Regions from separate parts of the Homo sapiens genome. Here regions 1 and 2 are each linked to region 3. Evidence: chromatin loops called from intact Hi-C (ENCODE). Cell type or tissue: mammary epithelial cell. All regions are shown on one strand. Each heading gives the region's core, and the rest is flanking DNA. Links, peaks and the distances in the headings are about the cores only. Region 1 has its middle 23 kb from the start of FAM50B. Region 2 overlaps LOC124901245 (a long non-coding RNA gene). Region 3 has its middle 21 kb from the start of TGILR.

Region 1 (7,307 bases), core at 794-5,793, 110 kb before region 3:
TAGAGAAGGGGTTTCAGCATGTTGGCCAGGCTGGTCTCGAACTCCCGACCTCAGGTGATCCTCCCGCCTCGGCCTCCCACAGTGCTGGGATTACAGGCATGGGAGCCACCGCGCCGAGCTGGGTGTGTGTCCTTTCATATTTAGCCATGCTGACCTGAAGCACATGTGACCTGGTGCTATGTGACCTGGAGCGCTCACACACGGGACTACATTACATGTGATACATAGTTCTCCCTGTCTGGCCATGGACCGTAAGCCAGAGCCCATCTGTTATAAAACCTGCATTTGACTAGACAAATTAAGAGTAGGATTACAGAATCCTTATACACTGCTTTCTGCAATACCAGCCCGGGTGCTCTTGCTATCCGACAAAACCTGCCCACACAGAGTCAAACAAAGCCACTCCTCATTGCCAGTGATATGCTAGAGTTCTGGCTGGTCTTTATCTGCAGCTGGCAATAGATTAGGCTTCCTGCTACCCTACAAATAGCCTTTAACCTATTCCCCTGTGGTAATTAATATTTTGTGGTGAGCCAGTAACTGCACAGGCATGTTCCATGCCTGACCGGTCTGAATACCAGGATTCATTCCCTAATAGAGCCAACTGCATGGCCCCAGGGACTGAGTTGCATTGTGGAAAGAGTAAAGGTTGTGACGCCAAGTAGGCCTGAGTCCAACTGGGTGCCCCTTACACCAGCTGAATGTATGTGGTCAAGTCAATTAACTGCACACAGAGCCTCAATTTTTCACCTGTTAAATGGATACAGCAATGCTTTGCTCACAGTAATGGTCACGAGGGTTAAATGAAATGACACAGAAAGAACTTTACCCACAGTAAGCTTTCAGCAAATTCATTCATTTGGCAAGTATTTATTGAGTGCCTGTCTATTGCAACCTGATGGTTTGCTAGCCAGACTCTACTTCCCTTGGCCGTAGCAGTGCTGGACTGGGCCCTGGAGTGTGGTGTTAGCAGTGAGCAAACAAAAGAGACAGATATCCCTATTGATGGAGCTCACGGTCTGATGGGAGCCATCATTACTATCATTATTGTTCTGTGGTGATCTGTTGCTCTAAGATTGTAAATTGACTCAATCTTTGTGAAGGAAGGAAGTGAGGCAGCTAAGCGGGATTAGGAGGCGGGACACTCAGGAGACTTGTCTTGCACCAGGAATATGGATGTGCTCGAACCTTACTGGAATCCATCACAACCGGGATGTTGATGAATTCAGGTTTCCACATACAACTCATTAGATAAATGGCTAAATATAAGCCTGTCCTATACCAACCATAGTAGTCAAGCCTTGAAGAGGAAGCAAGACAGATCCCCTTGCCTGTGCTCACCTTTCTTAGTTGGGGAAATATTGAAGGGGGCGGCCCCTGGGTTCCCGACACCAAACTTGAAACCAGCCTGCTGAAGCTGACCCCATGGTCAACGAGATTCCGAAACCAAGTAATGCGCTGTAGAGGGATGTTTCCTGGGACTGCGCGGTTTTGTTTTATTGCATAAATTTCAAAGTATTTAACATGTAACCAAGAAATTGTTGTGTTCAGAAAATTGCAAAAGAAAACTCAAGAGAATAAGGCCTCCAGAAAAAAACAACAACAACAGCAACATGTTTTTAGGGTAATGAAGGCCAGGAAGAACAATTAATAATTATTAAATCAATGTTGAATTAGATTGTTATTTCAATTCTTGGTGTGAATGACTGAATCATAATCTAGTCACAAGTGATAGAAAAACTGTGAACTGAAAGCCAATTCCAAACTCAGCACGTTGAGATGTTCTGTTGTATTCAACGTGCTGATAAAGCCCTTGATGGAAAGGAAGATATATGGTATCTTGGTATGATATATGGTAAAAGATATATCTTTTACCAAGTTTTACTAAAAGAAAATTTATTTCTTCCCACTAAATAATGTGGACTAATGTAAAAATACGTATATTGGCTTGAAGAGGGGCTACCTTTGTAGCTGCCCTGCAACCCTCATATCTGGGTCGAACCCTGCTGGGTTGAGGTTCTGGACAGTCTGCGTGGGATAAGGTCTCAACAGATGGGGTTGAGACTCCCACTCACTTGGTAATTCTGAAAATGTAATCTAGTGTGTGTGCACTTGTTTATTATTTAAAATCACATTTAATGGCCAGGCACAGTGGCTCAGCCTGTAATCCTAGCACTTTAGGAGGCTGAGGCGGGTGGATCACCTGAGGTTAGGAGTTTGAGGCCAGCCTGGCCAACATGGTAAAACCCCATCTCTACTAAAAATACAAAAATTAGCCAGGCATGGTAGTGCATGCCTGTAATCCTGTCTACTTGGGAGGCAGAGGCAGGAGAATCGCTTGAACCTGGGAGGTGGAGGTTTCAGTGAGTCCAGATGGTGCCACTTCACTCCAGCCTGGGCAACAAGAGCGAAACTCTGTCTCAAAAAAAAAAAAAACATTTATTCAGCACCGATTCTATGGTACAAATTAGATGCAAAAATGAGCTGGCCTTGCCCTGCACTCACAGGGCCTACAGACAAGGAGACAGGGAACTAGAAGTCAGTGTGGTTCTGCAGGACCCTCTGAAATCTAACCTAGCTGCATGACCCAGCAAAGTCTGCAGGAAAACTAAGAACAGAGGCAGCCCTGCTGATGCATTATTTAGCCAGATTGCCCTCCCCACAGCCGCCAGCCAAGCATGTGTTCTGCCAAGGAGAGACAATTAGGTGGCCGCACTGTGGTAGGGCAGAGAGCTCTTGCAGCTCTGCATGAAATGGGCACTGAGGTGAGTGAGTACTTCCCTCTCCTGTTTTAGACCAAGGATCAGTCAACTTTTTCTGTAAAGGATCAGACAGTAACTATTTTGATGTATGTGTGCTGTGAGGTGAGTGCTGCAACGCCCCCCACCGCTCTGTCGTGGTAGTATGAGAGCAGCCGCAGGCACAGGTCACGGAGGGGCGCGGCTGTGTTCAGTAGGGCAGCATTCATAGAAAGAAGCCAGCAGCGACCGACGGGCCCTCGGGCTGCAGGTTGCGGACCCCTACTTGAGAGCCAGGCCAGTCCAAATTCCCAGTTGCCCTTTATTCACGGGGAACTATGTAAACATCAAGAGACTATTTTCCAAAACTCGTTTTTAAAAAATCTCAAGCACATAAAAACACATTGTGCTTCTCGGTGTTTGTTTTTCAGAAGTGTTTTTCCACTGGCATTTTAACTGAAGGGATTTGTTTCTTCTTTCATTTCTCCTGTGCTTCTTGGCGACAGAGTCTACATACCGACATTTCACCCTTTCCTCACCCTCGAGAGTAAGACTTCCAAGATTAAGTTTATTGTACTCGGGAGTTGGCCAAGCAACCACATAACTCCTGTCTGCTCCGAATCCTCAAGGCAGTGCCAGCTGCATTTTTCCAGGCCCGGACAGCATGCCAGAGGGGCAACGTCACAGCCCAGGCAGCCAGGCCTCCGTTTCCTGTCTCTTTCCTCCTGAAAGACACATGAATCATATCAGCTTTATCATTTGACTCGGAGCTCATTTCCCTGTTCCACAAACGCCTGGAGTTAGAGGCAGTGAGAGCCAAGTACAATGAAAACATGAAGTCCTGAGTTGCTTTCTCCCCTTAAGAATGGAACACATGTTCTCCCATCTCAAAAGAAAGCACCTCAGCTGGCTTAATTTGGAGTCTTTTGGCCTGAGCACTTGGCTCCTGGGTCAGACACTGGTGATCTCATCTGAAAAGCTGGGCCCTGCCTGTGCCCAAGGCGGGCAAGGTCCCAGCCATGGTGGCAGCAGGGCCCTTGTGTGCGTCCACCCCTGGCACACGTGGACTGTGTGCTTAGGGGCAGGTTTCTCCTGCAAGTAACCCTAGCTGAGTGTGAATGTAGACAGCAATCTGTGATCACATCACAACCTTTCCCTGAGCGTCTTACCATCCTTGCTCTGGAGTGAAAGGGCTAATAGGAAAGGAAAAGTCTAACAAAGAATTTGGACACATGAATTTGAAACTAAAATATCAATGACTTGTAAATACGAGGAAGGGATCGGGTGGGTCAGAGACAGGAGCTATCCAGATACTGCTCTTACCTGCTCACAAACACATATTGCTAAATTTATTGAGCACTTACTATGTGATAGACCCAGCTTTAAAAAGGACTTTACTTGCACTAACTCATTTCATCTTCACAACAATGCTGCCAGGTAGATAGAGTTGTTGCAGTTTTACAGATGAGGACATTCAGGTCCCAGGAGGTATCTTGCCTGAGGTCGGACAGCTAGCTAAGGTCAGAACCCAGATTGATGGCAAGGATTCTGAACGACTGTGAGTGTTTGTGTGCTGTGTGATCTAAGAGAATAACACGATAATAAGCAGATTCATTATTAAAAAGCATGTATGTGTTTCAGAAACTCCCTGTGTATTTTAGTATAATCATGTTCGGCATGATAAGATTAGACATTTATGTTTATTAGAGCCACACTAATGAAAATATACAACTGGCCAGGCATGGTGGCTCACGCCTGTAATCCCAGCACTTAGGGAGTCCAAGGCGGGTGGATCATGAGGTCAGGATTTCAAGACCAGCCTGGCCAAGATGGTAACACCCCGTCTCTACTAAAACTACAAAAATTGAACGGGCACGGTGGCTCACACCTGTAATCCCAACACCTTGGGAAGCTGAGGCGGGTGGATTACCTGAGGTCAAGAGTTCGAGACCAGCCTGGCCAACATGGTAAAACCCCATCTCTACTAAAAATGCAAAAATTAGCTGGGCATGGTGGCGCACGCCTGTAATCCCAGCTACTGAGAGGAGCTGAGGCAGGAGAATTGCTTGCGCCCGTGAGGTGGAGGTTGCAGTGAACCGAGATCGCACCACTGCACTCCAATCTGGCCAACAGAGCAAGACTCTGTCTCAAAAAAAAACATCAGCCGGGCATGGTAGCAGGTGCCTGTAATCCCAGGTAATCGGGAGGCTGAGGCAGGAGAATTGCTTGAGCCCAGGCAGCAGAGGTTGCAGTGAGCTGAGATCAGCCACTGCACTCCAGCCTGGGCAACAGAGTGAGACTCCATCTCAAAAAAAGAGAAAAAAGAAAATATACAACTCAATATATACACTATCTAACTGTGCATTCATGCAAATATTACTATTTAACACTCCTGGTTCATCTGTGTCCCAGGTTGGGGTCTGCATCCCTGGCTGGTCCCAGAACAGACCTCTGCAACTATAGATGTTATCACTTCATACGCTGGTCTTCTTGGGCTGCGATGTTGCTTTGACCAAGTAATGCTAAGTGTTTTCTAAAAACGTTGGTTAGGCCAGCCTTACCCACATTTAACTGGCTTTTCTGCATCTTCTTTAAATAATATTTTGAAAAAGTTTGTGAAAATTGAATTCTGATTCTCCCAGCATTTGTCTAACTAAAGGGAGGAGGTGTTTATTGGCCTGGAGGGTTGCAGAGGTCAGACAGTAGCTTACCTTAAAGTACTATGGGTCCCCCCTCAATTGGCCAATTAGCTTAGTGAACTCTGAGTTTCATCTTCCCATTCCATCTGCTTCCCTGATAGCTGTTCCATATCCTCTCAGGGAAGTAATCTGTGTTTAATTTTGACTTTAAATGAGAAACTGAAATTCACAAGTGTATGTTTTATACCTATTTTGTATTATGGCAAAATACCCATAATGAAATTTATCATCTTAACTGTTTTTAAGTGTACACTTCAGTGGTATTAAGTTCATTTACATTGTTGTGCAACCATCACCCCCATCCGTCTCCAGAACTTTCTCATCTTCCCAAACTGAAACTCTGTCCCAATTAAATAATAACTCCCATCCCCCACTCCTCTAACCCTTGGTAACTACCCTTTTACTCTCTGTCTCTGTCAATTTGGTTACTCTAGGCACCTCATGTAAGTAGAATCATACAAAATTTGTCCTTTTGTGACTCGCTTATTTCACTGAGCATAATGTCCTCAAGGTTCATCCATGTTGTCGCACGTGTCAGAGTGTCCTTTCTTTTTAAGACTGAATAATATTCCATTGTGCAGCTGAACCTCATTTTGCTTATCTATTCATCTGTGGATGGACGCTTGCATTGCTTCCACCTTTTGGCTGTTGTGAATATGCTGCCGTGAACATGGGTGGGTAAATACCTGGTTGAGTCCTTGCGTTCAGTTATTTTGGATATATACCCAGAAGTGGAATTGCTGAAACTGTATGGTAATTCTATTTCTAATTTTTTGAGGAACCACCATACTATGGTGTTTATTTTTTTAAGGGCTACATAGAATGGACAAAACTACGGTTGAGTCTAAAAGAAAGATAAAAATAAACCCAGGTTTCATGACAAATTTGAAGTAATTCACCAATGGGACTGCAGTTTTGCCTTTTCTTTCTCATTTATCCACTTATTTGAGAAGTTTTTGTGCAAGCTTCCTTTAAGGATCCGAAGTAGGGTCTACTATTATTAGCAGATAATGGGTATTATATTAAAGATTAAATAGTAAAGGAAGAAAGCTGTATGAGATGTGCTGTTTGGAGAAGATTCTGAACAGATAAGTTTATTGCTTGACTCTCCATCTCCCTGGCATATTCACCAAAACTGCACTATAGTCTTTCATATCTGCAGCCATTTATTCACTTGACAAATATGAAGCTTCCGCCATGGGCTCAGCGACCGTGCAGCATAACACTTAGTCTTCACTGTCTTGTTCTGTAGACATCTGGGTTCGTGTCTTATTGCTCCAACCCACACAGTGCATGCTTGAACCACCCCAGGAATCAGACAGTGAGAAAGATGAGTGTGAGGGCTTCTGTGGGCTGGTGAGGCCGGAAGACCTGCAGAGCTCAGAGCTTATCTAAGGGGCAACCACTCATCCCTTCTGGCTACTTATTGCCCTGTGGGAATGCAGGTCCAGTTTTCCAGATCTTCCTAATTTCCAGGAAAAACAAGATATCCAGTTTCTAATGTAAGATCTTCCAGTTTTAAATTTTAGCCACTTATTCAGAAAAAAAAAAAAAATTAAACACGGCACAGGCCAAATAAAAGCACATTTGCAGGTCCCTGCAGCCGGACAGCCATGAGCTTTGACCTCTGCACTCATTGAATCTCTCTCCTGGAACCCTCAGGACATATCTGATGAGCATCTTGTTTTCCCCACCGTGTCTATCAAGAGGGAAAGAATGAACCAGGAAATGTAGGTAGAGGTGGATCTCCAGGAAGCTAATGAAGCCATAGCTCCTTGGCTCCTTCCTTCCCTGGGGCCTTGTGTTTTGTCCTGTTTTCCTTGATTAGGATTGCTGTGCCATGCCATTCTGGCTTCGCCTTGTCTAGTGT
Region 2 (7,307 bases), core at 734-5,733, 75 kb after region 3:
CAGTATAAATGCTATGTAAATAGTTATACTGTATTGTTTAAGGAATGACAAGAAAAGAAGTATGTACATGTTCAGTACAGATGCCATTTTCCCCCCAGATATTTTAGAGCCACAGTTGGTTGAATCCACAAATCTGGAACCCAGGGAAACAGAAGGCTGACTATACTTACAAGCATTTATCCCACTGGATGATATGTAATAAGCACCAAGTGTTTATTACTATACATATTTTTACTTTAAAATTTTTATGAGTATGTGTTACTTTTATAATTTATTCTGCAAGTATTTACCAAGCATCTCTGTATCAAGCACCTTTCAAGGCTGTGCAAACAAAAGAGATGAAATCTCTGCCATCCACTGAAGGCAGGATAGATAGAGGCAGGCAGACAATCTGAACAAAATGAGCTTTCCAGGAAGGTGCAAAACTGGAGGCAGAGATACCTGGCAACACTGAGCACTGAAATCTCCTTTCTTTTGCCTGATTGCATTTATATGAAAGGTCCAGAACAGGCAAATCTGTAGAGACAGAAAGTAGATTAGTGGCTGCCTAGGGCTGGGTGGGCGGATGGGAACAAAGGGGTTGGGAGCAGATGGGGAGTGAATGACTGCTCATGAGTCCAGAGTTGCTTTTTGAAGTAATAAAAATATGCTAAAATTGATCATGGTGATTGTTACACAACTCTGTGAATATACTAAAAACCACTGAATTAAAAGTAAAGGCAGTAATTAAAATTCTAGGGGTTTTTTTTTTTTTTTTTTTTGAGGCAGAGTCTTGCTCTGTCTCCCAGGCTGGAGTGCAGTGGCGCAATCTTGGCTCACTGCAAGCTCCGCCCCCCCAGGGTTCACGCCATTCCCCTGCCTCAGCCTCCCGAGTAGCTGGGAATACGGGCGCCCACCACCACGCCCGGCTGATTTTTTGTATTTTTAGTAAAGACGGGGTTTCGCCGTGTTAGCCAGGATGGTCTCGATCCCCTGACCTCGTGATCTGCCTGCCTCGGCCTCCCAAAGTGCTGGGATTACAGGGGTGAGCCAGCGCACCCGGCCAGGTTTTTTTTTTTTTTTTTTTTTTTTTTTTTTTTTTTTTTACTTTTTACAGTTAAAGTCTTTTTATAAAATAAAGTATATTTTCTATGACTTAGTATCACTAGTTTTTTAAAGTATATTTTCTATGACTTAGTATCACTAGTTTTTTATAACTATCAAACTTGACCTTGAAAGAAAATTTGGTATCTACTTAATAGCTAAAAGTTATGAAAAAAGTAAACATTACCAAGTTAGATTTATCCAAGGAATACAAGGATAGGCTTAGTATGAGAAAAATCTATAAATCTGACCCATTATAATAACAGATAGAGAAAAATCATAATTATTCTAATAAATGCAGAGAAAGCATTTGATAAAATTCAACATTAAATTCATAATAAAAGGTCTTAGAAAAAATAAAAGAGATTTCCATAGAGCGTATCTAAGTAACCTACAGTAAACATCATCCTAAATGAAAAGATAATAAAAGCATTCCGATTTACAAATCAAAAAATAAATAATACTAAATTAAAGGTTCTAATAGCACATGAAATAATAAACTGAATTCAAAATGATGCAGAAGAATAAACAAATCTAACTTTATTTTTAGATATGATCATTTTTGTAGAAAACCAAAAAAAGTACAATTTATTAGAAATAAGAGAATTTAAGGTGAATATAAGATTATTGTCAAATACATTTCTTTATACCAATGACAAATACCTGAAAATGTAATTAAAAAGAAGACAGCATTTTCAATAATCTTAGAGAATACCAAGTACCTAGGAGTAAATATAATAACAAATATGTAAGATCTCTAAGTAAAAACTACAAAAAGACATTAGGAGACATTAAATAAAGACCTGAATAAATGGAGAAATATACCATGTTTGTGCATAAGAAGATTCAATATTGTAATTAGTTGACCTATAGATTTAACAAAATTACAATCAAAATTCCAACAGATCTTTTTCTTGCATCATGTAAAGCTAATTCTTTAAAAAAGCATGAACAATAAGGATTTTTTTTAAAGTCAGGAAATTTCTGAAGACACTAGAGGAAGCTGCCCTATCAGACATAAAGACTTACTGTGAAGCTGTGGTAATTAAGGCATAATAAAACAAATTGGACAAATTAACTGAATTAAATAGGAAACTACAACAGACCCACACATTTATGGGACTTTGGCTATGCCAGAAGAAACACATGATATTGATGGGAAAATTAGGAACTATTCAATAAGTGGAGGTGGAAAAAATGATTATGCATGTAGTTAAAGGCGAAAATTAGAGTTCTGTATCATACAAGATATAAGATCCAAATCCAAATGTATTAAAAACTATAATGTCAAAAACAAAACTTAAATTCTCTTAGTAGAAAGCACACATGAAAATATTTTAGATTAATGGAAGAATTTTAAAAATTTAAACAATACAAAAAAAGCACTAACTATAAAATACAAATGATATACATTGACTTTTAAAATTAAAAAATTTTTGGCTGGGAGTGGTGGCTCACGCCCGCAATCTCAGCACTTTGGGAGGCCACGGGGGCGGATCACAAGGTCAGGAGTTTGAGACCAGCCTGGCAAACATGGTGAAATCCCGTCTCTACTAAAAATACAAAAAATTAGCCGGGCATGGTGGCCCATGCCTGTAATCCTAGCTACTCGGGAGGCTGAGGCAGGAGAATTGCTTGAACCCAGGAGGCATAGGTTGCAGTGAGGCAAGATCACGCCATTGCACTCCAGCCTGGGTGACAGAGCAAAGCTCTGTCTCAGGAAAAAAAAAAAAAAAAAAATTAAAAATTTTTTGTTCATCAAAATGTATTTTCAGGCCAGGCGTGCTGGCTCATGCTTGTAATCCCAACACTCTGGGAGGCCGAGGCGGCTGGATCACCTGAGGTCAGGAGTTTGAGACCACCCTGGCCAACATGGTGAAATCCCATCTCTACTAAAAATACAAAAATTAGCCAGGCATGGTGGCAGGCCTCTGTAATCCCAGCTACTCAGGAGGCTGAGGCAGGAGAATTGCCTGAACCTGGGAGGCAGAGGTTGCAGTGAGCCAAAATCGCGCCACTGCACTCCAGCCTGGGCAACGTAGCCAGGATCTGTCTCGGGGGACAGGGAAATAAATTTAACAGTGTATATTTAATTGGTTTGATAAATTGTACGAGCAAATAATTGGTCAGTACATAGATATATATGTTAGTTAACTAAAAATACTAAGTAGTTACAGAAAGTAATGACCTATATTTTCCTTTATGAGACTCTTTTTAATAAGAGTTTAACTTAAATAAATACAATACACCTAAGGCTAGTATAGGGTGGTTTTTCTAGCTCCACCTTTTAACTGTTCTTAGCCTCTTCAGGACACAAATTTTATTTTGTTTATTAAAACCATGTGAAGTGGCATTGTTACTATCCCTTGCCCTCCTTTTTATAAAAAATTGAGGAAGAAACTGAGGCTCAGAAAGACTGAGTAGTCTTTCTAGACCACGAAGCTAGTTAAGTTATGGTTCCAGGATTTAAAGCCTGACAACTGACCCCAGGATCAACATTTAATCACTAGGCTATCACTGTGATGTGAGATAATCTATGTACTAAAAAGCCATATCAGACCATATAAAAGACAGGCTAGACAGTAAGTAAACTTGTAACCATGCCCTCTGTTTGCCCTTACTCTGAGAAGATTTCTATTAAGTTTGCAATATGAGGCAATCTCTGCTATGACTTCATGATAAGGAAAAAATCATGCTGGTCCTTTGCTGCCCTCTTATGGAAGATGTACATAGATATACAAAAAATTCCCAGCCAATAACTGCAGTCTAACTTTGCCACCATAACTAAACTATTTCAGGTGTACCTAGCTTTACATGATAGATAAGATTCTAGAACAATGCAACTGGTACATAAAAGGTACTCAGTGAACGTGCAGAACTGCAATGAAAACTTTCTGTCTCTTTGATATGCACTAAGCGCTTGATCTTATAAAAATCCTATGATAAATTATTTAAATGGCAAATCGCCCTCCAATTTAATTGTTGTGGTATACAGATTTATATATATCATATTTATTTAACATTATAAAATGTTATCATGTGGCCAATTTATTCACAATAAAGGTATGAATAAAATAATAATCTAAAAATGTCAGTTTAATCACTTGTTTCAAGCAACTTTGTCTCTTTTTAAGGCCAAAATCTAACAAATAATCTAAGTGAATGGTTTGAGTTTCTTCTAATTTCTTGCTCTTTATTTAATCTCTGTTTGTTGTGACCATGATTTCTCTTAGAAGAGACTAAGTGTCTTGAACTCTGAGATGGGCCTAAACAATTCAAAACAAAATCTATGAAGAGCATTGCTCGAAGTTTTAATGTAGGGAAATAGTTCTCTCCCTAGCCATTTTGGTTTTGACAAGGCTGTGAACGATTAAACACTAAAACCGATAATCTTATGGAGGCAAAACAGTGAGTGATTTTTGCAACTAAACAGCAATGAAAATTATTTCACTAAGTTATGGATGGTCTTACATGGATGAGCTTATGCAAGAGCACTTCTCCAGGCTCTCTACTAGAATGGAGTGTTTAGATCCTTAGAGTTAGACTTCACCTGGCTCTCTTCACCAGTACAAAAGGCTACATACCTCACTGAGATGTGTGATGTGTATCATTCCTAAATATTGGGTAGCTATTACAGTTTTTTTTTTAAAAGTATCAAAAAATATTGCCTAGATGTAGCTTTATCACAGAACATGCTAATTTTTCAAAGGCTTTCCTAATTCATGTCTTCCTCCCTATTTTCGATATTACACTAGTTCAGGCTCTTACAATTTTACGTTCATCCATCAAACACTGTATTTCTTGAGCACCTACTATTATGTGTAAGCACTGTGTTAGCAGGTAGGCCAGAGTGATAAACAAAAGAGACATGGTCTGATCTCATATAGTTTATAGTCTAATAAGAAAACAAACAAACAGGCCGGGTGCGGTGGTTCACGCCTGTAATCTCAGCACCTTGGGAGGCCAAGACAGGCGGATCACCTGAGGTCGGGAGTTTGCGACCAGCCTGACCAACATGGAAAAACCCTGTCTCTACTAAAAATACAAAATTAGCCAGGATGGTGGCACATGCCTGTAATCCCAGCTACTCGGGAGGCTGAGGCAGAAGAATTGCTTGAACCTGGGAGGTGGAGGTTGTGGTGAGCCGAGATTGCACCATTGCACTCCAGCCTGGTGACAGAGTGAAACTGCGTCTCAAAAAAACAAACAAACAAAACACACAGGAAAAAAAGAGAAACTGACACCAAACAAACAGGCAAATAAATATACTGACAAACAGTCCAACAAGGTTTTATCAGGGAAAATAATAGGATACTTTAAGAAAGTTATAGAAAAAAACAGGTCCTAATTTATCTAGGAACCAGAGGGAAAGCTGTTATTTAGATAAGGGCTATCTGTGAGACGGACATTTAAGCCAACACTTGAAAAATAAGTCATGGTGATCAAGAGGAAGAGTGAGAACAGAGAAATCCAGGCAGTAGAAATATCAAAAACCCTAAGCTTTAATGTAGGAAAAAGCATGGCATGTTTTAGGATTAACACAAGGGCCAGTGTGGCTGAAAGATTAAACTGAAAAATAGGCAAGGTTTAAATAATCAAGGCTTTACAGCCACATTAAGAAGTTTGACTTTTATTTGATTTTTATTCCAAGTAATACAGTACATATATATAATTTCCCAATAAGTATTTTGGAAATTATTTTATTCATGATTTGGAAAATACAATCCTAAGAACAGATCTGCATGATAGAAAGATAATATGTATTCTAGAATTCTGAATCCTTTTTTTTTAATTATTATTTTTATGTATTTATTTTTGAGACAGGTCTCACTCTGTCACCCAGGCTGGGGTGCAGTGGCGCAATGACAGCTCACTGCAACCTTGAACTCCTGGTCTCAAGTGATCCTCCCACTTCAGCCTCCTGAGTAGCTGGGGCTATAGGCATGCTGCACCATGCCCGAATTCTGAATCCTTTACTGGAAACCTCACCTTTCCTCCAGTCACAAGGACCCCCCTGGGCTTCCATACTGCACTCGTCCCACTTCCTGACCTGAGGACACACCCAGCAATACCACTTCCTCTCCTACAGTAAGGCTAGCACTTTCTGGGACCCAAACCTAGCCTAGTTATGACACCTAAACACAAACTAAGCCACAACCTACTTATCCAGTCACAGCCAGTACCAAGGAGCCCTGGACTCTTTCTAACTCTTCCTATGTCAATGGCTGACCAAAGACCAATTGCATTGAAGAAGTTTTATAATATATGATTTACTAACTAAGGCATAACAAAGAAGAATAAACAACCTGTTTTTGAAAGCAAATTCTAAAAGTGAAATTTGCAACTATATGGATATTGTTAGCAAAAATATGTCTATGCTACATTTGTCCCATTTTAAAAAATGAATATGCATTTATTTAGAAAATATCTCCTAAATACATACCGTATCCTAGACATATTTTCAAAATGCAGAAGCACACAGTAGAAACTAAAGTTATTTTTCATTAAAAAGTGCAATTTATATTAGCAAATAATGGGTTTATTGATATTTTAAGTGAATTAATAAAAATTTTTACATTTCTCAATGTTAATAGATTACAACAAGTATTAGCAGGTATTACCTTCATAAATAAAAGCTCTTCGATCATTTTTAAGGCCATAAAGGGGTCCTCAGACCAAAATGTTTGAGAACCACTGTCACTGGTTCAGGAAGAGACTAAAAAGAGGAAAGAAAGTTAGGAAGATGGTTTTGTAGGCATGAATGCCTGTTTTAGTATACCTATAGAGGGAATGAATCACATTTGAGACAATATGAATTAAGGACATTAACATCCCTAAATATTAATAGCTAAAGATTTGTGGTATCTCTCTTATTATATATTCAAAATAAAACAACATTAAGCCATAGAATAAATGTGATGAAATCCAACATATCTCTGAGATTTTCTGATTTCAATGATCTTTTTGAAATATCAAGTAACACAACCTTCCACCCACACCATACATTTTTAGATTCTCTTGTTTTGATGATACCCAAAACGTGCTCATTGTAAATACTAGGCAAACAGGCTCCTTGCTACTCTAAGTGACTTCCATTAACCAGTACCAGCATCCCATGGGAACTTGCTGGAATTGCAAAAGGGAAGACCTCACCCCAGACCTACTAAATCAGAATCCACATTTTAGAAAGATTCCCTAGATGATTTTTACATGCGGTGGACTTT
Region 3 (7,307 bases), core at 749-5,748:
GGAGTGTCCTGGCAGGACCTTGCACTGTGACCTTAGTACATGCAGAAAAGTATGGTTTTGATTTACATTTTGGGAATACGTCAGGCAAGAGATTCCAAGAGTTTTTTACCCTGAAAGGGACAACTCCTAGGCAATGGCCCAAGAATTTGCAATGTCTGTGGAGATGGGGCCATTTTTTGGCCAGGGCACCCAGTGCTGACTGCCTGAGCTGTCTCATCCATTATCGGGGACATCCTGGATAAGGGATGGAAAGCAGCTACATTCCATGGAGCACCATCATTTTTATGATGGAGGGTCACAAGTTCAAGGTCTATGAGAGCCTCTCTCTGTTTCCAAGACAGTCCAAGGCCGGGCGCGGTGGCTCACGCATGTAATCCCAGCACTTTGGGGAGCCAAGGCAGGAGGATTGCTTGAGCCTGGAGTTCAAGACCAGCCTGGGCAATGTGGTAAAACCCAGTCTCTACCAGCATGGTGGTGCACATCTGTAGTCCCAGCTACTGGGGAGGCTGTGGTGGAAGGATCTCTTAAGCCCAGGAGGTTGAGGCTGTAGTGAACCGTGATGGTGCCACTGCATTCCAGCCTGGACGACAGAGAAACCCTGTCAAAAAAAAAAAAAGGCGTCTAGCATTAGCTGTGCATTTGTTTTAATGGAGTATAGCACAAGGCTGAAAGGGGCAGTTTCCTGCATCAGAAGCCTCTGGGCAACTTATGGCTATTGTAGGTGGTCCAGAGACTACAGGAGATGGCTGAGAAGAGGTTGCCAAAGCCTTTGCAGTGAAAGAATCTTGGAGGCACTACTAGGACTGCCTGTTGATTTTAATTTTCACAGATCTTAGAGGCTTCTTTTGGTGAAAGCTCCATTTAGGGTGGACTGCTTGGTAAGTAGCAGCAGCAGTGAGATTAAGGAAAATGTGTAAATATGAAATATGTTGCTACCAGAACCCCAAAAGGACTAGGTGTTGGTCTTGTATGCCCTTAATGAGTGTGTCAAATGAATAGCCTGGGGAGAGGAAGGCATTAATGTAATGTCATACCTGTGCTCCTGGGTGAAAATAGATGTATTTGAGATCCTGTCTGCCAAGACTGTGCATGGTGGCAAAGCTGTGTACCCTGTGGTGTACCGTGTCCTTTCAGAGGTGAATGTAGACTGTGGCTGAGAGGCCGTGAAAAGAGGCAGTATGCAGAACATATTAGCCAAATCTATAATATCAAAATATTTCCTGGTTGTTGATTGGATGAGGTCAGTTATTTTAATAAAACTGAGTAATGTGTATGAAGGCTAATGGATGGGACCTCAGGGTTAAGGTTGGAGTCATCACCATGAGGTGTTATTTATTTTTTCTAGGTTTAATAACTGGCAAAGTTTGGCTGGGCCAGTGGTTCACACCTGTAATCCCAGCACTTTGGGAGGCCAAGGTGGACGGATCACCTGAGGTCAGGAGTTCGAGTCCAGCCTGACTAACATGATGAAACCCCGTCTCTACTAAAAATACAAAATTAGCCAGGTATGGTGGTGCCTGCCTGTAATCCCAGCTACTCAGAAGGCTGAGGTGGGAGAATCACTTGAACCTGGGAGGTGGAGGTTTCAGTGAGCCGAGATTGCGCCATTGCACTCCAGCCTGGGCAACAGAGTGAGACTCCGTCTCAAAAAAAAAAAAAAGAGAACTGGCAAAGTTAAGAACAGGGCTGTCAAATGGAGAAGCACTGGGGAATAATCATCTCTTTATTAATTAGATTTTATATAATAAATTTTAATCCTTGAAGGCCCTGTTTTTTTACATTGGGCCATATTAACTATTTTCCCTGAGAACCTGTAGGCTGTATTTTATCAAGCCAATTTGTAAGTGCCAAAGACTTATTTTAATTTATTATTCATTGTGTTGGAGGAACTATGTGCAATCTGAGATATTTTAGGGCAATGGCTACTTTGACTATGGGAAATTTAGGCAAGGCTACAGTTAAAGTGAGGCATACCTAATTTTCCTCTATTTTATATTCAGTGACTTTTCTAAGATTATAGGAGTACACCATGATTAAATTTTTTTGTTTTTTGTTTTTTGTTTTGAGACGGAGTCTCGCTCTGTCACCAGGCTGGAGTGCAGGGGCGCGATCTCGGCTCGCTGCAACCTCTGCCTCCTGGGTTCAGGAGATTCTCATACCTCAACCTCCTGAGCAGCTGGGATTATAGGGACGCGCCACCACACCCAGCTAATTTTTGTATTTTTAGTAAAGACAGGGTTTCACTGTGTTGTCCAGGATGGTCTCGATCTCTTGACCTCGTGATCCGCCCGCCTCAGCCTCCCAAAGTGCTGGGATTACAGGCGTGAGCCACCATGCCCGGCCACCATGATTAAATTTAATAGGATTCCAAGATATAACCATAATTCAATCCACAGTTTTGATGAATGCCAAGTTTTGTCAATTGGCTTGTGTTACCCAATGTTCAAGTTAATTTAGAACCTATGTTGTAGAGGCACAGACGCCAGTTAGTGCCACCTTTTTGTTGTTATATAAAATAAATTGCAGCCTCCACCTCCCAAGTTCAAGCAATTTTCCTGCCTGAGTCCTCCGAGTAGCTGGGACTACAGGTGTGTGCCACCACGCCTGGCTAATTTTTGTATTTTTAGTAGAGATGGAGTTTTACCATGTTGGCCAGACTAGTCTTGAACTCCTGACCTCAAGTGATCCACCCTCCTTGGCCTCCCAAAGTGCTGGGATTACAGGCGTGAGCCATCACACCCGGCCTAGTTGTTTTATCTGTAGTATAAAGATTCCATGTGACAGGAAGAACACATTATTATTATTTGAGATGCAGTCTCGTTCTGTCACCCAGGCTGGAGTACAGTGGTGCCATCTCAGTGCACTGCAACCTCTGCCTCTCAGATTCAAGTGATTCTTGTGCCTCAGCCTCCTGAATAGCTGGGACCACAGGCATGCGCCATCACACCTGGCTAATTTTTTTATTTTTGGTAGAGACGGGGTTTCACCATGTTGCACAGGCTGGTCTAGAGCTCCTGAGCTCAAGTGATCCATCCGCCTTGGCCTCCCAAAGTGCTGGGATTACAGGCGTGAGCCACTGCACCGTGCAAAATTATTTTAACATATAAATTTTGGATTTTCCACATATATATACACACAAGCATGTGTACCTGTGCACACACACACATAGTAATTTATTAGGGCTTAGGAAGGGCAGGGATAAAGTGTTCTCTCTCTTTTTTTTTAGATGGGATCTCATGGTGTTGCCCAGGTTGGACTCCAACTCCTGGCCTCGAGCAATCCACCTGCCTCAGCCTGGGAGCTGAAGCTCCCTTTTAAAAATTAAACATTGTGCCACTGGTCTCCCAGAGTGTGATCTCTTGTACCCCCGGTTGAGGGGTGAATTGGTGCAGCATCAAGGCAAGCGACAATACAGGAGACTATGGCTAGAACAACATCTTTTGTGGGGTGCTATGGGCCAGGAGGTGGATGCCCCCACACTGTCTCCACGTGTGGCTCACTCGTGAGGAGCTCTGAAGCGCATCCTCCCTGAAGTCCACAGAGCGGGAGGGAAGGTCCAGGAAAAGAGCTGCTCGGTGTCCCCACCTCTTGTCAGTGCTGCCTGGTTGCCTGGTCAGTCCTGTCCCAGGCACTCGGAGGGAAGTCACACCTCACTCCCTTCAGAGGCGCCTTTCGTGAACTCAGCCAGTCAGTGCCAAAAAGGGGTGCCCCCGGGGTCACTGTCCTGAAACTTAGGCAAGTCACTCAGCTCAGGCCAGAACTCAGGGAGGACTCAAGTTTTGAGCTCTGAATTGGGGGTACAAGGAACAGCAGGAAGCACATGCGGCAGGTGGTTGCACCTTCCCAGGCCGTCGCTGCCCTCTGGTGGCCCCAGTGGACAGGTCCGGAGCCGTCTAGTGGCATATCATTCCAGTTCAAGCCCACATAGCCCATTCACTCTGTACATTGTTTTATTTCTTTCCCGTTTTTTTTTTTTTTTTTTTTTTTTGAGACAGAGTCTTGCTCCGTTGCCCAGGCTGAAGTGCAATGGCTCAATCTCAGCTCACTGAGGCCTCCGCCTCCTGGGTTCCAGCGATTCTCCTGCCTCAGCCTCCGGGGCAGCTGGGATTACAGGCTCCTGCCACCACACCCAGCTAATGTTTGTGTTTTTAGTAGAGACGGGGTTTCGCCATGTTGGCCAGGCTGGCCTCGAACTCCTGACCTCAGGTGATCCACTGGCCTCAGCCTCCCAAAGCATTACAGGCATGAGCCATCGCGCCTGGCCTAAATGTATAAATTTTTTTAATAAATTCATGTTTTTATAAATTTACATTTATAAATCCTTTTTCTTCAAAAATAAACCTTAGCTCACTGTAACTTTTTTTTATAAACTTTTTTATGTTTTTTAACTTTTGACTGTTAAAACACAAACACATCGTACAGCTATACAAAAAAAAAATTCTTTTTTGAGACAGGTTGTCACTCTGTTACTCAGGCTGTAGTGCAGTGGTGCAGTCTCGGTTCACTGCAGCCTTGACCTTCCAGGCTCAAGCAATCCTCCTGCCTCAGCCTCCCAAGGAGCTGGGACACAGATGCATACCATCACATTGGGCTAATTTTATTTTTTCTAGAGACGAGGTCTCACTATGTTGCCCAGGCTGGTCTCAAATTCCGGGCCTCAAGTGATCCTCCAGCCTCAGCCTCTCAAAGCATTGGAATTACAGGTGTGAGCCACCATGCCTGGCCTCCTATGTTATCTTTTAGAGTTTGATAGTTTTATATTTTACATTTAGGTCTGTGATCCATCTTGAGTTAATTTTTAGAAAGGGTGTAAGGTCTGTGTCTAAGGTCTTTTTTGTATGTGGATGTCCAGTTGATCCAGTATCATTAGTTGAAAAGACCATCTTTGCTCCATTGAATTGTCTTTGTCCTTTGTCAAAGACAAGTTGACTCTATTTATGTGGATCTATTTCTGAGATCTCACTTGTATGTCATAGATCTATTTCACTAATCTTTCATCAATATTACACTGTCTTGATTATTGTAACTTTATAGTAAATCTTGAAGTTGTATAGCATTATTTCTCTGACTTTATTATTCTCCTTCAATATTTTTGTTGACTATTCTGGGTCTTTTGCCTTTCCATATAAACCCTAGAATCAGTTTGTTGATATCTACAATATAACTTGCTGGGATTTGATTGGGATTGTGTTGAATCTGTAGATCAGGTCTGGAAAAACTGAAATCTTGCCAATGTTGAGTTTTTCTAGTCACAAACATGGATTATTTCTCAATTTATTTAGATCTTTTTTGATGTCTTTCAACAGAGTTTTGTAGTTTTCTTCATATAGATCTCGTACTTGGTTTGTTAGATTTGAACCTAAATCTTTCTTTCTTTTTGGTGCTAAATAATTTAAATGACAATTTGTTTTAAATTTCAAATTCCAATTGTTCATTATTGGTATGCAGGAAGGCAATGGATATTTTTATATTAATCTTGTATCCTGCAGGCTTACTATAATTGTTCAGCAGTTTTAGGACTTCCGTTGATCCTTTGGGATTTTCTACATAGACAGTCATGTAATGTACAAAAAAAAAAGATGGTTTTGTTTCTTCCTTTCCAATCTATTTACAATCAGCTCTTCATATATGTGGGTTCTGCATCCACGAATTCAACCAACCATGGATCAAACTATTTGGGAAAAGACAATTTTAAAAATACCACTTAAAAAACAATACAGCATAACAACTATTTTTCATAGCATTTTTAGGTAGTATAATCTAGAGGTAATTTAAAGTTTGTGGGAGGGTGTATGTAGGTTACATGCGAATACGACACCATTTTATATAAGGAACTTAAGGATCCATGGATTTGGGTATGAAAGACAGGTTCCTGGAATCAATTTTCCATAGACACCCAGGGACTGTGTTGTCTCTTTCCTTTTCTTGTTTTATTGTGTAAGCTAGGACATCGCAACAATGTTGAGTCTAAATGGTGTAAGAGGGGATGTCCTTGCCTTATTCCTGATGTTACCAGGAAAGCATCTACTTTCTCACTCTTAGTATGAGGTTAGCTGTAGGGTTTTGGTAAATATTTCTTATAAAATTAAGGAAATTACCCTTTGTTCCTGGTTTGTGGAGAGTTTTTTTTTTTTTTTTTTAGTCATGAATGAGTTTGAATTTTATCAAATACTTTTTCTGCATCTATTGATATGATCATATATTTTATTCTTTAGCATGTTCATGTGATAGATTGCATTAATTGACCTTCAAATGGTGAACCAGGCTTGCATGCCTGAAATAATACACTGCTGGATTTGATTTGCTAATATTTTGTTGAGGATTATTCTGTCTACGTTCATCAGTGATATCAGTCTATAGTTTTCCTTTCTTGTAATGTTTTTGGTTTTTATATTAGAGTAATACTGGCTTCGTAGGATGAGTTAGAAATTATTCTCTCTTCTTTTACATTCTAGAAAAGATTGTAGAGAATTGGTATAATTTCTTCCTTACATGTTGGTAGAATTCACCTGTGAATCTATTTGGGCCTGCTGCTTTCTGTTTTGGAAGTTGTTTTTGTTTTGTTTTGTTTTGTTTGTTTTTTTGAGACAGGGTTTCACTCTGTCACCCAGGCTGAGTGCAGTGGCACTATCATGGGTCACTATAGCTTCAAACTCCCAGGCTCAAGCGATCCTCCCACCTCAGCCTTGCAAGTAGCTGGGACTGCAGGCACATGTCACCATGTCCAGCTAATTTTTTTAGTTAGTGTGGAGACAGGGTCTCACTATGTTGCCCAGGCTGGTCTTGAACTCCTGGACTCAAGGGATCCTCCTGCCTCAGCCTCCCAAAGTGCTGTAATTACAGGTGTGAGCCACCATGCCTAGCTGGAAGCTTATTGATTAAAATTTAGCAGACTTAGTTCTATTGAGATTACCTATGTGTCTTCTGAGAGTCTGGATAGAGGAATTGATACAAGGAATTGATCCATTTTATCTAGGCTATCAAATGTGTGGACGTAGAGTTGTTCATAATAATCCTTTATTATCCCTTTAATGTTCATGGCATCACAATGGCCCATCTTTATTTTCTGGTGTTAGTATTGTTTCTACTGTCTTCCTTAGTCTGGCTAAAGGTTTGTCAAGTTTATTCATCTTTTCAAAGAATCAACTTTGGGGTTGATTTTCTGCTTTCAATTTCATTGATTTCTGTTCTAATTTTTATTATTTCTTTTTGTCTGCTTATTTGGATTTCTGTTCTAATTTTTATTTTATTATTATTATTTCTTTTCATTTGCTTATTTTGGATTTCTCTTTTTTCTAGTTTCCTAA

What was found. A loop is a pair of places that touch in the nucleus more often than their neighbours do. Peaks named below come from ENCODE experiments on the same cell type or tissue, not always from the same donor. Only the 100,000 strongest peaks of a DNase experiment are listed, where the experiment ranks them.
Region 1: it touches region 3 in a loop (9-fold over the local background); 6 of 110 quality-filtered maps call a loop at or near these places.
Region 2: a loop joins it to region 3, with 8 times the contacts of the local background. A loop is called at or near these places in 17 of 110 quality-filtered maps.

What each region holds. Positions count from the first base shown.
Region 1 is chr6:3,822,753-3,830,059 of GRCh38, forward strand. No RefSeq gene overlaps it. Among named protein-coding and RNA genes, the nearest start is that of FAM50B, 23 kb to the right of the region's middle. In mammary epithelial cell, for the core only: a CTCF peak has its summit at 2,888; DNase peaks (open chromatin) are centred at 2,859 and 3,419; H3K27ac peaks cover 3,198 bases.
Region 2 is chr6:4,004,802-4,012,108 of GRCh38, forward strand. It overlaps LOC124901245 (a long non-coding RNA gene), which reads right to left. Exons shown (of 2, transcript XR_007059415.1): 2 at 1-6,799. Among named protein-coding and RNA genes, the nearest start is that of PRP4K, 13 kb to the right of the region's middle. In mammary epithelial cell, for the core only: a CTCF peak has its summit at 3,792 (motif pointing left); a DNase peak (open chromatin) is centred at 3,770; H3K27ac peaks cover 305 bases.
Region 3 is chr6:3,929,420-3,936,726 of GRCh38, forward strand. No RefSeq gene overlaps it. Among named protein-coding and RNA genes, the nearest start is that of TGILR, 21 kb to the left of the region's middle. RefSeq lists enhancers at 3,193-3,693, 3,694-4,194. In mammary epithelial cell, for the core only: a CTCF peak has its summit at 3,862 (motif pointing left); no DNase peak of the experiment used is centred there.